Regions from separate parts of the Mus musculus genome. Here region 1 is linked to region 2. The links are chromatin loops, found by intact Hi-C in ENCODE. Cell type or tissue: heart. All regions are shown on one strand. Region 1 overlaps Ugp2 (UDP-glucose pyrophosphorylase 2). Region 2 has its middle 57 kb from the start of 4932414J04Rik.

What was found. Hi-C counts contacts between places; a loop is a spot of excess contacts. Peaks named below come from ENCODE experiments on the same cell type or tissue, not always from the same donor. Only the 100,000 strongest peaks of a DNase experiment are listed, where the experiment ranks them.
Region 1: it touches region 2 in a loop (8-fold over the local background); 13 of 42 quality-filtered maps call a loop at or near these places.

What each region holds. Positions count from the first base shown.
Region 1 is chr11:21,347,133-21,355,132 of GRCm38, reverse strand. Ugp2 (UDP-glucose pyrophosphorylase 2) reads left to right here. Exons shown (of 10, transcript NM_139297.6): 2 at 727-854; 3 at 1,677-1,784. Among named protein-coding and RNA genes, the nearest start is that of Mir1933, 6.5 kb to the right of the region's middle. In heart, CTCF peaks have their summits at 4,215 and 4,522; no DNase peak of the experiment used is centred here; H3K27ac peaks cover 340 bases.
Region 2 is chr11:21,449,986-21,457,985 of GRCm38, reverse strand. No RefSeq gene overlaps it. Among named protein-coding and RNA genes, the nearest start is that of 4932414J04Rik, 57 kb to the left of the region's middle. In heart, a CTCF peak has its summit at 4,059 (motif pointing right); no DNase peak of the experiment used is centred here.

The sequences.
Region 1 (8,000 bases), 100 kb after region 2:
TCACTTATTCACTGGTAAGTCTTTTTAAAGCTTCTGTACTAGGATTTTCAAGAACACAACTGATAGAATGAATATACACATTGAATAAGTATTACATTTTATTTATATATATATACATATATATGTATGTGTGCATATATATATATATGTATGTATGTATGTATATATGTATGTATGTGTAGAATGGCTTACAGGCTATGGTCTAGCTAGTCCAATAATGGCGGTATCCCAACAGCAAGTTCAGGAGTCTGGTAGTTGTTCAGTCTATGAGACTGGATTCTCAGCTGGTCTTCAGTATACTCTGGAATCCCACAGGTGTAGGTTCTTAATGGCAGTGAATGAATGAACTTAACAACAAGAGTGAAGGCAGGCAGGCAAAGAGCGTGTCCTTTATATAGGCTGCCAGTAGAAGATGTGGTGCACATTAAAGGTAGATCTTCCCACCTCAGAGATCCAGATTACAGGTGGGTCTTCCTACTTCAAATAATCTAATTAAGCAAAATCCCTTAAAGGTGTACCCAGCCTCTTGGGTTTTAGTTAAGCTAAATGTTGTCAAGTTGACAGCCATCACTCTTTGTTTAGCATACTTCCATCTTGTTATAAAGCAAAGGCCAACAAATTCTCAGACTTTGGTCCATCTTGACTTTAATCTGTAAATAACAAAATTAATAAGTTTCCTTGTTGCTGACTGATACTAATCAGTGACTTTATATTTTTTTATTTAAGATCTTAGCAAAGCTATGTCTCAAGATGGTGCTTCTCAGTTCCAAGAGGTCATTCTCCAAGAACTAGAATTATCTGTGAAGAAAGAATTAGAAAAAATACTTACCACAGCAGCCTCACATGAGTTTGAGGTAAGGATTCAATAGTGTCTTTTGCTTTGTGTGTCAACATGCATAATTGCCACCAGTGGTGATTCTCCAGCCTGAAATGAGCACAGGATGTAACATCAGAAGTTAGCACTGTTGAACACTCACAGATCGTTAATATTTGTTCATAGTACAGCTACTTTCTTTTGTTAAAAAAAAAAACTGAGGAAATTTTCCAAGTCCCCAAAAGAGCATGGACAGGATTACAGTTTATGTTGTGTTTGAGTATCATTGGGTATAGAGATGGTTACCATGTTTAGTCGGATCTGTAACAAGCCATGTCCTCTCTGTGCCTTTTGCCCATAGCCAGGTCTAGCAGAGCTGTGCTAGAGCTCTCAGTTTTCCAGGTCTAGCAGACCTGTGCTAGAGCTATCAGTTTTCCAAAATCGAGAAGCTTTACTTTCTGTCAGTACATTATCTTTTATTTTTCAATTCAATTTGTACTTACTGTTTTGAGGTTAGTTATGTTTTATTCCCTTTTTGTTCTTTTGGTGAGAATTTATTTGCACTCAGAAGTAGTGAAAGATGTTGGAATGTAATAAAAAATAATGTTGAAATTCATAGGGACTAAAATTGTTCAGAGTACAAGACAACTGACTAGCAGGTGATAGTGGAGGGGTTGGCGTGTTAAAAGACTCCTTTAAATATAGTTCCTTTTCACTTTTCTACTTCAGTTTTAAACAGGCCTTAGTATTTTTGCCCTTCTCTATATTCTAATAGTGTAAGAATTTCACTTAAAGGTATTTTTAAAGTAATAGTTTGAATCTAGTTTTACTATGTATTAAACATTTTCTTCTATTTTCATAGCACACTAAAAAAGATCTTGATGGATTTCGGAAGCTATTTCATAGATTTTTGCAAGAAAAGGGACCGTCTGTGGACTGGGGTAAAATCCAGAGACCTCCAGAAGATTCGGTAAGTTTTAGGTAAAGCATAAGAAACTGGGTAATTTGAATGTTGGTTTTACTTTGTAGGTGGGTTGTGAAGATGTAACAGAACCTTCCTAGCAAACATACTGATTTCAGTTTGTGGTCCTTCATGTTGGGTGTGGAGGTAGCCGACCTTTAGCTTAAGGTCTCATCCCCCTGCAGCATTGTCCCACTTTCACACATTGTAATTAGCATCCATTCTACTTTTGTAAAAAGCATCCCGTTTGGATTTCATGTTGTTCTCTCTTCCAACCATTAGATTTCTTTCTGCCTTAAACTTTGCTCAGGCCTTACCCAGACTTTAAAGCTCTCTCCATGCTTTCAGGCCATTTCTGTAACCTTGTCTGCCCATGCCACCAGCCCAGCATACCTTTTGTTTTCTCCTCCCCTGCTTCTAGAGTTCTGCATAGTTAATGGTATGGGATCCTCACCTAACAAACTTCCTGTGTGTTATGGAGGCGTAGCGCTGATGTCTGCACCTGCCATGGGCTGCTAGCAGAAAGCCCCACTGAGGAGGGATAAAGGGCAGGATTAGGTGTTTAAATCTGAGCTCCAGTACTTTGTTTTATGTAAAATGAGAACAGTACCGGGTGTTTTGTGTACTTCACAAGTTGTTAAGATGATATATGTGAAAATAGATTACCGTACTTGAAGCATTGTATGGGCCTGATGTTCTTGCCACGTGTAGTGTTCATTTCTTACACTGCAATCTTGCTTTAACACTTTTAAAATATGATTCAGTGCAAACTAACTGAAGTGTGGTCCCAGTGTACCAGAGTTTGCTGGGGCTCAGGCCTGCTCATCAGTAGCAGTTTAAGCTAATGGAGTCAACATTAGATTTTTTTTTCCTAGTGAGAAAATCATAAATAAGTTCCTGCTTAGGAATACTCTTACTCCCATGTGTAGAAAAGTACCTACATTTTTAAAATTTAGGCCATTTCTTTTCTTTAAAAATCTCTCATTAGTTGCCTTGAGTATATTATCTTATTAGTAACACTGAAGTTAGAATTTTTCTCACTGGGTTGGCGACATAACTTAGTAGGAAATGGACCAGTGCTTGCCATGTGGGTCTAAAGACCTGAGTTCAGGCCCTAGAACCCATATTAGAAGGAAAGAATGAATCCTAAATGTTGTCTTCTGCCCTCTACACATGAGTAATGGGTGCACATGCGGGTGCACAAACACACACACAAATACACAAATATAATAAAAACAATTTAAAAAATTCCTCTTCTTTATAATGTCAATGATAATGGGGGACTCCCTTGTTTTGGTCTTTGTTTTACTGTCCCTGACACATTATTTATTATGATTTATTTCTTCATAGTTACATAGCAGAATTAATATTTTCTTAGCCAAAGAAAATGAGAGAATTCTTCTAGATAGGTATGCTCTTTAAAAAAGAACTACATGTAGATTCATCCAGTTTTTTAAAATGTTTGAGAACAGACCTAACACAATGATAGATTTAGTCACTCTAAGTACTTGGAATTTTTGTCTTGGATTTATTTATAATTGAATAACCTCAGTTGATTATTGTGTGGTGGGCTCCAGCAGCAGACCTGGGAGCCCTGCTGCTTTCTGGACAGTTACTACAGAGCCTGATATCAGCTAAGTGCAAGGCATTGGCCCCTTTGTGCAGCAGCTGCCCACGTGCAGATCCTGGTCCTTGCAGGTGGGTTCCATTGATGTGCTGTGCTTTAAAGTGTCAGTTGGTAGGTTAATGCTGAGGACGAGCCAGCCCTAGAAGCACCCCTTTACTAACTAAACCTAACTAAACAGAGAAGCAAAGGTCAGTCTGAAGTCTGCTCAGTGACTAGGATTAGCTGGGAGTGTACAGTGTGTCCTGTAGTCTCCGCTGCTGTGCACAGAGCCGGAGTGTCACTTGATGCCGAGTTATAACGTACTGGGCAGCATACTGAGAGCTCATCTTTGCCTCCTCTCCTTGTGCCAAAAAGTAGAAAACATTTACTTTTATTTATTTCGTTTTACAGGTACTACCTTTATCAAAAAGATTCTAATACATTTTTTAAAAAGACCCTCAACTGTCTAATCGGTAGCAGATTTAGTTCTAAAGATGTGATTTTCTCATTTTTTTAACAGAGCATTTTTAAAAAGATTTATTTATTTTATTTATACGAGTACACTAATCTACAGACACACCAGAAGAGGGCATCAGATCCCATTAAGATGGTTGTGAGCCCTGGGGATCCAACCCATAAACAACCACCAAAACCAGACACGATTGTAGATGCCAACAAGAGCTTGCTGACAGGAGCCTGATATAGCTGTCTCCTAAGAGGCTCTGCCAGTGCCTGACAAATACAGAAGTGGAGACTCACAGCCATCCATTGGACAGAGCATAGGGTCCCCAATGAAGGAGCCAGAGAAAGTACCCAAGGAGCTGAAGGGGTTTGCAGCCCAATAGGAGGAACAACAATATGAACTAACCAGTACCCCTAGAGCTCCCTGGGACTAAAGCACCAACCAAAGAAAACACTTGTTAGGACCCATGGTCCTGTGAAGGTTATATGCCCCAGTGTAGGGGACTGCCAGGGCCAGGAAACGGAATGGGTGGGTTGGTGAGCAGGGGGCGGGAGGAGATAGGGGGTTTTCGGAGGGGAAACTAGAAAATGAGATAACATTTGAAATGTTGGGCCTGTGTGCAAGCACCTCTGCCTCTTGAGCCATCTTGTAGGCTTGCATCTGTTTTTGTACATAGTTAGGAATATTGCTGTGGTTTGTAAGTAAAGTTTCATTGAAAAATAGAGATATGTACTTCTTGTCTGTAGCTCCTGGTTTTTGCTATATTTACACACTGAACAGTTAAAATTGAGGCAGTATAGGTTACTATAACACTTAAAATATTCAGTGGCTAAGATACATTTAATAAATGCTGATTGATTGTAGCAAGTTCAGACTGCTGAGCTGTACAAGGGAATTTACAATTTTTTTGTGGAGAACGCAGCATTTGTATATAAAACATGTTGGTTGTCTTTTTGAAGAGCCACCTGTAAAAGCATTAAAAGCAATCTCTATAGGATTTTAGATATAATTTTAGACAGTACCCATAGGGTATTTTCAAAAGAAAAAAGTTTTAAAGGGGATCTTCTGGATAAAGGTTGTCTATAGCTTCTGAGTATCATGCTAATGCAATCTGCCCATTATTATTGCTGTAGAACAATTAATCAACCTGAATTTTGTTTAGTAGCACATTGATTTCTGAAGGCTCTTTACCAGTAAGTTGTTTAGGACATGGCCTTCCCACCATTAATTTAATTTCTTGCAAATAAGAAGTTACAGCTTGTTTTGGAGAATTATGACATACATACATTTTTATAATACCTTGCATCAACAACCTTCCAGTAGGTGATAGGGAGAAAGGAAGGATAAGCAACTGATAAGGATGAAAGGTATTAATTCTGTGTGCTGTCAATTTATACCAGCATTATTTAATAAACTAATAACTTGCCTGTTGGCTTATCAGCTGACCTGTGCAGATCTTGTCTGCTGGACCTGGGATCTGAGGACCTGAAAAAATGGGATGGACCACAGTCTAATGCCGTGGACAACTGTACTTCAGTTTCAGTGTGCTTTTATATTCAAATGTAACAAAGCAATGATCCAAGGAAGGCTGTTTGAGTTTAGAAAAACATGTACATAGAGGTCAGTAAGCACAAACTAAATACTAACTATTAACAGACCCGTCCTGTCCCAGAAGTTTCTCAGGACAGACCAATTTAAACACAATTGCTTGGCACATACTGTAGATTATATCTAAGATGGCATGAAAGCACGGCAGAAGGCCAAGTCCAGATTCAGGGTACACTGACCAGGTTGGGTTCTATAGCTATGTACTGACATCCAACTAGAATAGACATCTTATAAACTGAATACAAATGTTTGTCACAGGAGACTCAGAATCACGTCCAAGAGTAGTCCAGGGAATAAAATGTACTTGAGGTAAGAGGCCATCTGCCTTTTTTTCTTGGAGCCTCTCTCACAGTTCCCCAAGGCATTGTTCATCATGGGTCATTGTTTTGACCTTGTTCTGACTGCCACCTGACCTGTTTCAGGTGTTAAATTTCTTACAGAATTTAAACAAGGGTCTCCAGAGAGCAACTTAAATAGTAGAGCCAAATCCTCAGTAGTAATGAGCAGATAAAAGCAAACTCAATTGACATGGCCCCAAATTTAAAACTTTGTTCTTTTAGCTTATCATGAAAGTTAAGCATTCACGTAAGTATTGATAAGATGAGCAGCAGAGAAGAATGTCATCTGCATATCTAATTCCCAGCACCTCAGGAAATTTAATGAGCATCAGGCTGTAAGTGCTTTATGCCTTAGTTGTAATTGTTCCCCTTGAGCTTGTTTTAATTTTTTTCTTCAAAAAGGGGCCATTGATCAAGCTAATTGATTTATTCCTGCTGTGTGTGGGGCGGGGGAGGGGAATGGAGAAACAAGCTCTTGCTGCACTGGCTTAGCTCCACCTGCCATTGTCAGGCGATGCATCGATGCGTCGGACACTGAGGCCTCTGAGTTCCAATCACATCATCTTTGAGCATGCTGTAGCAGTAAGTGACTCCTGGGCAGCTGGGAAGCTGGAGAGGCTATGGAGTCCATTCCACCTACTCTGCCAAGATACTTATGGCAGAATTTTTTTCCTTTCCTCTGTTTTTGTTATTAATTTTCCACTCTTTTACCTATGCTCCATACCTCTGTGGTAAGAGGCCTGGTATCTTACCTTCTATTTCTTTTTTTTTTTTTTTTTTTTTTAACTTTCCTTAACCTTCTCTAAGGGTCATGCCCCATGTTGGGCCCTGGTTATAGGGGGTTTCTGCAAATGCCAAGACCAACAGGGTATCAGACTGTGTAAGGCAAAGAGGAAGTCCAATTTAACACAGCCTTTGTTGGTTCAAACTTCAAAAGTCTAACCTTTAGCAGTTTATTGTAAGTATATATAAGTACAGTACAATTTGGAGAAAAAGCTTGCTGGTGTCACAAAGCCCCCTATGCACGAGGAGGCAAAATGACATCAAAACTCTTTTCAGAGTACATGGCACTTGAGATAAGCTACATATATTATCCTAACGGCCTAGGGGAGGATCTGAAATGGTTTTGGTCATACAGATAGTGTAGTGGTCATTTGGGCTCCTTTGGGTCCAATTTATGGGAGCTTGGTATGCCCTGGCTCTACAGACAGCATAAATCACCAAGTTATTAACCTCCTCCATCCCAGTCTTCTTGGTGGAAAAACAGGCTAAAACATCTCTCTCTTTGGAAAGACAATCCAGGTGTTTAACATTCCTGGTTTCCTTAGTGCTTATCTTTGAGGGCAGGGTCCTTTGTGTTCCTAGATTTGCATGCGTGTGTGCATGCGTTGGAGGTGGAGAGGAAGGGAAGGAGAAATGGAGAAAGAGGGAGGAAGGGAGGGAGGGAGAGAGGGAAGACTGAAGAGAGGAGAGACAGCAACCACTGGACACCATGGTGTGCATGTGCAGGTCAGGACAACCACCAGCATTAGCTTTGATCTTCACTTTCCATCCACCTAGATCTGTCCTAGACTAGCTGCTCGAAGCTTCTGGGCCAGCTAGTTTCTGTTTCATCTCCAAAGACTCATGCCCAGCCACCAATTGTATCTCATGTAAGTAGTTTATGTCATACAATTGAAAAGGAAAAATAGGTCTGTGGTTCTGCTATCCTACCTCTAGATCTCTAATCCACCATGAAGGAATTTCTACTTATAAGGGGAGAATTTTTATATGAAGCAAAGTGATCCACCCATACCTACTCCTTATACTTTCTGCCCTGAAATTATTTGAGAGAATCTTTTACTAATCCTTTTTGGGGGTTGGGATTCTTCAGTTTTGAGCAACTGAATATCCACACATCCCATTTTAAAACCAGGATAACAGCAGAATGTTCACACCAGGTACCGAAGCTTGAGAGATCTTTGTAAGAATTTCAAGCCCCCATAACATTTAGAATTATGTGTATGTGATTTGTTTTTTCCATAGTAGACAGTAGACAGTCAGTGTTGCCATACTCCCATAGGAGACCATGGCCTATGAAGGTTAAGAACTGCTGTCTTACAGATCTGGTTCTGCACATCTCTAATCCCAGCATTCCAGAGGTGGAGACAGGAAATCTATGCAAGTTCAAGACTTGCTGGTCCTACGTAGTAAGTTCCAGGCCAGTCAGG
Region 2 (8,000 bases):
ACTTTCTTCTAATATGTAATGTAGTCTACCATACCTGACTATAATGAGAACTCTATGTTTACCCTGAGATTTCTACTCTTATCCAGTAAACTGCAATGCTTGATTTCTTTCACTATGTCTCTTTCAACACTGGAGGCATTTTGTCTGAATAAGTCAAATCATTCCTTGAGGGCACCTATAATAAAACAATACTGAAGGAAAGCACATAAGACCCTCCACCGACTATCACAGGGACAAATCTGAAACACATCTATGTTACAGGATGCCAAAGAACTTTCAGGAGACCAGTTTCCATGAAACTTTTTGCCTCAGGACTGTGGCCAAGCTTTTGGATTTGTCACACAGACTCTACTGGAGTGGGTGTGGCACAGTATAACCTACAGAAGGGATTTTTACCAACTACACATCTAAGAGAGGGCTAAGATCCAAACCTGAGACAAGATAGCCCAGGAATCTAGGATATAACCAACTACTACAGTTTTACTAAGAGTATGTAGCAATGAAATGACTCCTAATGACAGTAATGTGCTGCACTCATAGATCAGTGCCTTGATCAGACATCTTTAAGAGAAGCCTCCTCCTGAAGCAGATGGGAACAGAGACCCATAGACAGACATTATACAAAGAAAGAGAGACCTTGGAACACCAAGTCAACAGGATATCTCTATCAAATCCCTCCTCTGAGGCCTCAGGAACCTTGTGGAAGAGGAAGCAGTTAACATAAGCCAGAGAGGGTGGAGGACACCAAGGAAAACAAGGCTATTTCAATCAACAGGATTGGTGGATTTCGGCAGTCTATGTTAAAAACACCAAGTAGAGAGCTGTAAGGTGATAATTATGAAAATGGGTAAAATTTACCTGTGATTATTCCATTGCAGAGTTGTAAAAAGCAAACTAAATTCCATAAAGACATCCCACAATGATAGGGGGTGGGGTGAGTGGGAATCCATGTAATTCAAGAAAATAATACAAAATATACAACCGTTTCTTGATCTCTAACAGCACATTCCTACATATATTAAAATCTGTGTGTTCAAATACTTTCTATAAAATGTTTGTTGTTTGTATAATCAAAAGCATACCCCTCTTTATACTTAAATAACCGGTAGACTATTTACCCCTCCAGTTGGCAGTGGGACCTGGAGAGTAGAATTGATGCATGAGGAGGATTACAGTCGCATGCAATCACCAACTTTCTTCAGAGTATCAGAGAATATATACTCTATGGGTTAAGAGGAGTCACATGATCAAAGTGCACACTCAGAGGGAAAGCGTGTGCCTGGCATGTAAACAAATGACAATGGCCAGGTGTGATGAATAATCTGCAGTTAACTCACTCTTATCTGCTACACCTGGGAGACACGTGCACGCACATTCCAAGAACAATTACTTGTTTTGGAAAAACTGAGGTCACATGGCTCTTGTTTTCTTGGAGTTTTCTCATAAGCACTCAGAATTCTCTTCATTTGACTCCATTTTTTTGCACGTGTCCCCATAGTAGATCACCAACAATACCCAGCATGCTCTAAGTACTCTTGACAGTGTCCATAGTGCATTGTTTAGGGAAGAACAGCAAACATAGAACACATGTTTAACACAGACATGGGCACCTTTCCCTATGTTATTTTCCACTCAAAGTTATCTTAATACACAGGTGCAGAACCTGTGGGTATGGAGGGCTAATTGAAGTACTGTGTATCATATTGGGAAAGTCAACATGTATGTATAATTAAATATGTGGTTGTTGGTAATTTAACTCAGGTCCTCTGCAAGAGCAGTCAGTGCTCTCAACCACAGAGCCATCTCTCCAGCCCCAAAGATAGAAATCTGAAAGTATGAAAATGGTGTGTGTGTGGGGGGGGGTCCCTTGACAAGCTGTGGTCACATGCACATCTGAACAGAAAGGGCAGTTGTTATAATAAGGATGAATACAGGTGAGATCTTTAAAGCTAGGAGTTCATCTTGACCTAATAGAGCACTGCTATTGTAAAGAGATAGTAATGAGGCTGCCATAGGAAGAGATCAGATAGGAAGTTCTCTTTTGTAATGAATGTTTGAAAGAAGAAAGGTGTTGATCTATATAGATACACTTAAGTTTGTACATGCTATTAAAAGTGCATGTGTGTGCTTATGTGTATGTGTTTCTATCCTATTAGCCGGAAGAAGTACACAAAAACCTGTTAGACAATTAAAATAATTCTGCAGTATAGAGGACATGCTCATTTCTACCCAGGACCCTCTTCTTCATCATTCTAAGTGACCCTCATTATTTTGTTCTTGAAGAAACTGCTTCTAGGTATTATTTGGGCTACTGATTTCTAGCTATCCCCTTATGGGGAGTGCATGATGTTCAAAAAGCTTAACTTTAAATTCATGGGGAATAGTACTCCATTGTGTAGATGTACCACATTTTCTGTATCCATTCCTCTGTTGAGGGGCATCTGGGTTCTTTCCAGCTTCTGGCTATTATAAATAAGGCTGCTATGAACATAGTGGAGCATGTGTCCTTCTTACCAGTTGGGGCATCTTCTGGATATATGCCCAGGAGAGGTATTGCTGGATCCTCCGGTAGTACTATGTCCAATTTTCTGAGGAACCGCCAGACGGATTTCCAGAGTGGTTGTACAAGCCTGCAATCCCACCAACAATGGAGGAGTGTTCCTCTTTCTCCACATCCACGCCAGCATCTGCTGTCACCTGAATTTTTGATCTTAGCCATTCTGACTGGTGTGAGGTGGAATCTCAGGGTTGTTTTGATTTGCATTTCCCTGATGATTAAGGATGTTGAACATTTTTTCAGGTGCTTCTCTGCCATTCGGTATTCCTCAGGTGAGAATTCTTTGTTCAGTTCTGAGCCCCATTTTTTAATGGGGTTATTTGATTTTCTGAAGTCCACCTTCTTGAGTTCTTTATATATGTTGGATATTAGTCCCCTATCTGATTTAGGATAGGTAAAGATCCTTTCCCAATCTGTTGGTGGTCTTTTTGTCTTATTGACGGTGTCTTTTGCCTTGCAGAAACTTTGGAGTTTCATTAGGTCCCATTTGTCAATTCTCGATCTTACAGCACAAGCCATTGCTGTTCTGTTCAGGAATTTTTCCCCTGTGCCCATATCTTCAAGGCTTTTCCCCACTTTCTCCTCTATAAGTTTCAGTGTCTCTGGTTTTATGTGGTACATCTACACAATGGAGTACTACTCAGCTATTAAAAAGAATGAATTTATGAAATTCCTAGCCAAATGGATGGACCTGGAGGGCATCATCCTGAGTGAGGTAACACATTCACAAAGGAACTCACACAATATGTACTCACTGATAAGTGGATATTAGCCCAAAACCTAGGATACCCAAGATATAAGATACAATTTCCTAAACACATGAAACTCAAGAAAAATGAAGACTGAAGTGTGGACACTATGCCCCTCCTTAGAAGAGGGAACAAAACACCCTTGGGAGGAGTTACAGAGACAAAGTTTGGAGCTGAGATGAAAGGATGGTCCATGTAGAGACTGCCATATCCAGGGATCCACCCCATAATCAGCATCCAAACGCTGACACCATTGCATACACTAGCAAGTTTTTATCGAAAGGACCCAGATGTAGCTGTCTCTTGTGAGACTATGCCGGGGCCTAGCAAACACAGAAGTGGATGCTCACAGTCAGCTAATGGAAAGAGCACAGGGCTCCCAATGGAGGAGCTAGAGAAAGTAGCCAAGGAGCTAAAGGGATCTGCAACCCTATAGGTGGAACATTAGGAACTAACCAGTACCCCGGAGCTCTTGACTCTAGCTGCATATGTATCAAAAGATGGCCTAGTCGGCCATCACTGGAAAGAGAGGCCCATTGGACACGCAAACTTTATATGCCCCAGAACAGGGGAACGCCAGGGCCAAAAAGGGGGAGTGGGTGGGTAGGGGAGTGGGGGTGGGTGGGTATGGGGGACTGTTGGTATAGCATTGGAAATGTAAATGAGCTAAATACCTAATAAAAAATGGAAAAAAAAATTCATGGGGAAAACTTACATTATCTGTAATCCACCACTGACCAGAAGATGGCTCCAAAGAGCAACAAAACTCATGTGCTATTATTAAAGAGTGATGTACTTGTCATGCTAGAAACCTTCCTGTCATTCTGTGAGTCACTTTCATATTCATGTTAAATTGACTAAATGACAAAGTTGACTTGCTAAATTAGTTTATGTAGAATAAATACTCTGATAAAAATCTAAGAAGCAAACACTTGAAATTCGGTGTGAAGATTTTTGTTTTTTAATTATCTTTAATCTTTTTTTTTTTTTTTTACAGTTCAGTCATTATCCCCCTCCCAGTCCACCCTCTGATAGTTCCTCATCCCATTCCTCTCCTGCACCCACCACTACCACCACCACCCCCATCTCCAAGAGGATATCCCCACTCCCACCCTGCCAGGTCTCCCCACGCCCTGGAGTCTCAAGTCCAGGGTTAGGTGCATCTTCTCTCACTGAGGCTAGACCAGACAGTCCTCTGCTGTATATGTGTTGGGGGTCTCGTACCAGCTAGTGTATGCTACCTAGTTGGTGGCTCAGTGTCTGATAGCTCTCAGGGGTCCAGGTAACTTGAGACTGCTGGTCTTCCTATGGGGTCACCCTCCTCCACAACTTCTTCCAGGCTTTCCTCTGATTTCAGTGCATTTATTGGGTGTATCTGCATCTGTCTCAATCTGTTGGGCCTCTTGAAGGGCAGTCATGTTAGGCTCCTGTCTGTAAGATACCATAGCATCAGTAATAGTGTCAGGCCTTGGAACCTCTCCTTGAGATGGATCCCAATTTGGGTTGGTCACTGAACCTCCGTTCCCTCAGTCTCTTCTCCACTTTTGTCCCTGCAGTTCTTTTAGACAGGAACAATTCTGGGTCAGAGTTTTTGACCATGGGATGGCAACCCCATCCCTCTACTTGATGCCCTGTCTTTCTACTGGAGATGGACTCTACAAGTTCCCTCTCCCTACCATTGGGCATTTCATCTAAGGTCCCTCCCTTTGAGTCCTGAGAGTCTCTCATCTCCCAGATCTCTGGCACATTCTAGAGGCTACACACACACACACACACACACACACACACACACACACCTCCCAAGGTTACCTGTTCCCGTTCATAATGCTAATCCTCAGGGCTTCACTCATATTTCCCCTCCCAATACCCGATCTTGTTCCCCCTTTTTCCTCTTCCTCCCTTGTTCCTCCTTCTGTCCTCCCAACCCTGCCCCCAGTGACTGCTTACTTCCCCCTCCCAAATAGGATTGAAGCATCCTCACTAGGGCCCTTTGGCTTATTAACCTTCTTGAGTCCTGTGGATTGTATCCTGGGTAGTCTTTACTTTTTTTGGCTAATATTCACTTATTAGTGAGTACATACCATGCATGTCCTTCTGGATCTGAGTTACCTCACTTATGATGATATTTTCTAGTTCCATATTTATTTTGTCTATCTATCTACCTACCTACCTATCTATCTACCTGGCTATCTCTCACTAGTGCAACACAGATAGCAATAGTAAACCATGTGGACCAATTGTCACTGTTAAGTAGCATTTACAAACACTATAAACAAGGATTGGGCATAGTTAGCATGTTAAAGCAATATTAATGTACAAAAATCTTTTCTAGATTGGTCTTATTTGGCTTTTAAAAATATAAAACATTAAAATACAAAATGGTATAGGCATAAAATTCATTCTGAATAACAAATCTAAGAAATATACATAATGTCTTATAACTCACATTTTTATATGATATGTGATATTTTATAGTAACAGTTCTAGGAATGACAAATATATTTGTAATTAATAAAATATAATACATTATATACCACATATCATACATTTAATATTATATTATATAATCAATATTATAATTCAAAATATAATATATAAGAACTAGATATTGTATGTGTTATACATAACATATAATTATATGTAATATATAAGTATAAAATATAAATAATGCTATATGTTATATTAGCTAGAATTCTCTCTAATCTTTCATAAAATACATTATTTCTCAATGACTCAAGTAAGTAACATTGAATAAATACTTGCTATGTTCTATAGAAGCTGTTTGGGTACTTTATATACATAAATTAATTTAATTTTCAACACTACTCTGTAAAGTAGATACCATTATTATTCCTATTTTTCAAATACAGAGGCATAGAGTAATTAATTTAAAATCAAATAAGTGATATGGGCAAATACAAACTGTAGTGGTTTAATTCTTGTTCCAGTGGCCCCTTATGCATTCACTCATGTGTAAATAGCCAATGCTTTCCAAAATATCATACAAAACACATGTCTAGCCTCCATGAGGGGTGATGATATTAAATTATGGGGATGATAATGTATAGTTGTCTCTCTATACTTAGAGTAGGTTCCAGTATCTTCATGAAGACCAAAATCTTTACATGTCCACATCTGTTTTATAGAATGATATTATATTTACAGATGACCTACATCTACTCTGCATGCTTGATATATCTCTAAGTGATAATTTGTAATACAGTGTACATGCTACATAGCTGTCAAGCTGAATTTTAGACAATAATAAGAAAGGAATCCTTTACATATTCAGTAAAGATTCATAATTTTTAATGTTTTCAATCAGCAACAAGACTCAGTAGAGTGAGCCACTCAGGCATTGGAGCAGTATGACATAAAAAAGAATATTCCAGTCTATATCAAGAAAAAATTTGACATGAAATACAGCCTCACCTGGCACTGCATGGTAAGGCAGAACTTTGGTCATTATATGGCACATGAAACCAAACACGTCATTTCCTTCTACCTGGTGGCCACACTTCTGTTCAAATCTGGTTAAAAGCATGGACTGTGTCAAACATCCAGTGATCGATCATTCCAAAAACAAAGACTGCATCTATCTATTTTGGTCATGAGCCTAGCCTTTAGCACCTGAGCCATATCTCCAGCCTGGGACTGCATTTTAAATTCCAAATACCAGAGAATGAATCTTCAGCCTTGCTAAATTATTTTTAATCTATTGTGGTTTTTTTTCCTCCAAATTTTTTTAATTAGGTATTTTCTTCATTTACATTTCAAATGCTATCCCAAAAGTCCCCCATACCCTCCCCCCACCCACTCCCCTACCCACTTACTCCCACTTCTTGGCCCTGGAGTTCCCCTGTACTGAGGCATATAAAGTTTGCAAAACCAAGGAATCTCTCTTCCCAATGATGGCCGACTAGGCCATCTTCTGCTACATATGCAGCTAGAGACACGAGCTCCGGGGCTACTGGTTAGTTCATATTGTTGTTCCACCTATAGGGTTGCAGACCCCTTTAGCTCCTTGGGTACTTTCTCTAGCTCCTCCATTGGGGGCCCTGTGTTCCATCCAATAGCTGACTGTGAGCAACCACTTCTGTATTTGCCAGGCACTGGCATAGCCTCACAAGAGACAGCTATATCAGGGTCCTTTCAGCAAAATCTTGCTGGTGTATGCAATAGTGTCAGCGTTTGGAGGCTGATTATGGGATGGATCCCCAAGTGTGGCAGTCTCTAGATGGTCCATCCTTTCGTCTCAGCTCCAAACTTTGTCTCTGTAACTCCTTCCATGGGTGTTTTGTTCCCAATTCTAAGAAGGGGCAAAGTGTCCACACTTTGGTCTTCGTTCTTCTTGAGTTTCATGTGTTTTGAAACTTGTAATGGTACATGCCTTTAGTTCCAGCACTTGGGAGGCAGAGGCATGATTTCTGAGTTTGAGGCCAGGCTGGTCTACAGTGTGAGTTACAGAACAGCCAGGGCTATGCAGAGAAACCCTGTCTTGAAAAACCAAATAATCTATTGTGTTTTGTACAGAGTATCATGGTCTGTATGAGTTTGTGATTATAAAATAATTAGGAAAACAGTTTACATTTATACTTATTTTCTAGTCTATACTTCTGTGCCATTAGGCAATTCATTTAAAAATAAATGTGTTGGAGATGGGAAGAAAGAAACAAAAAAAAAAAAGAAAGAAA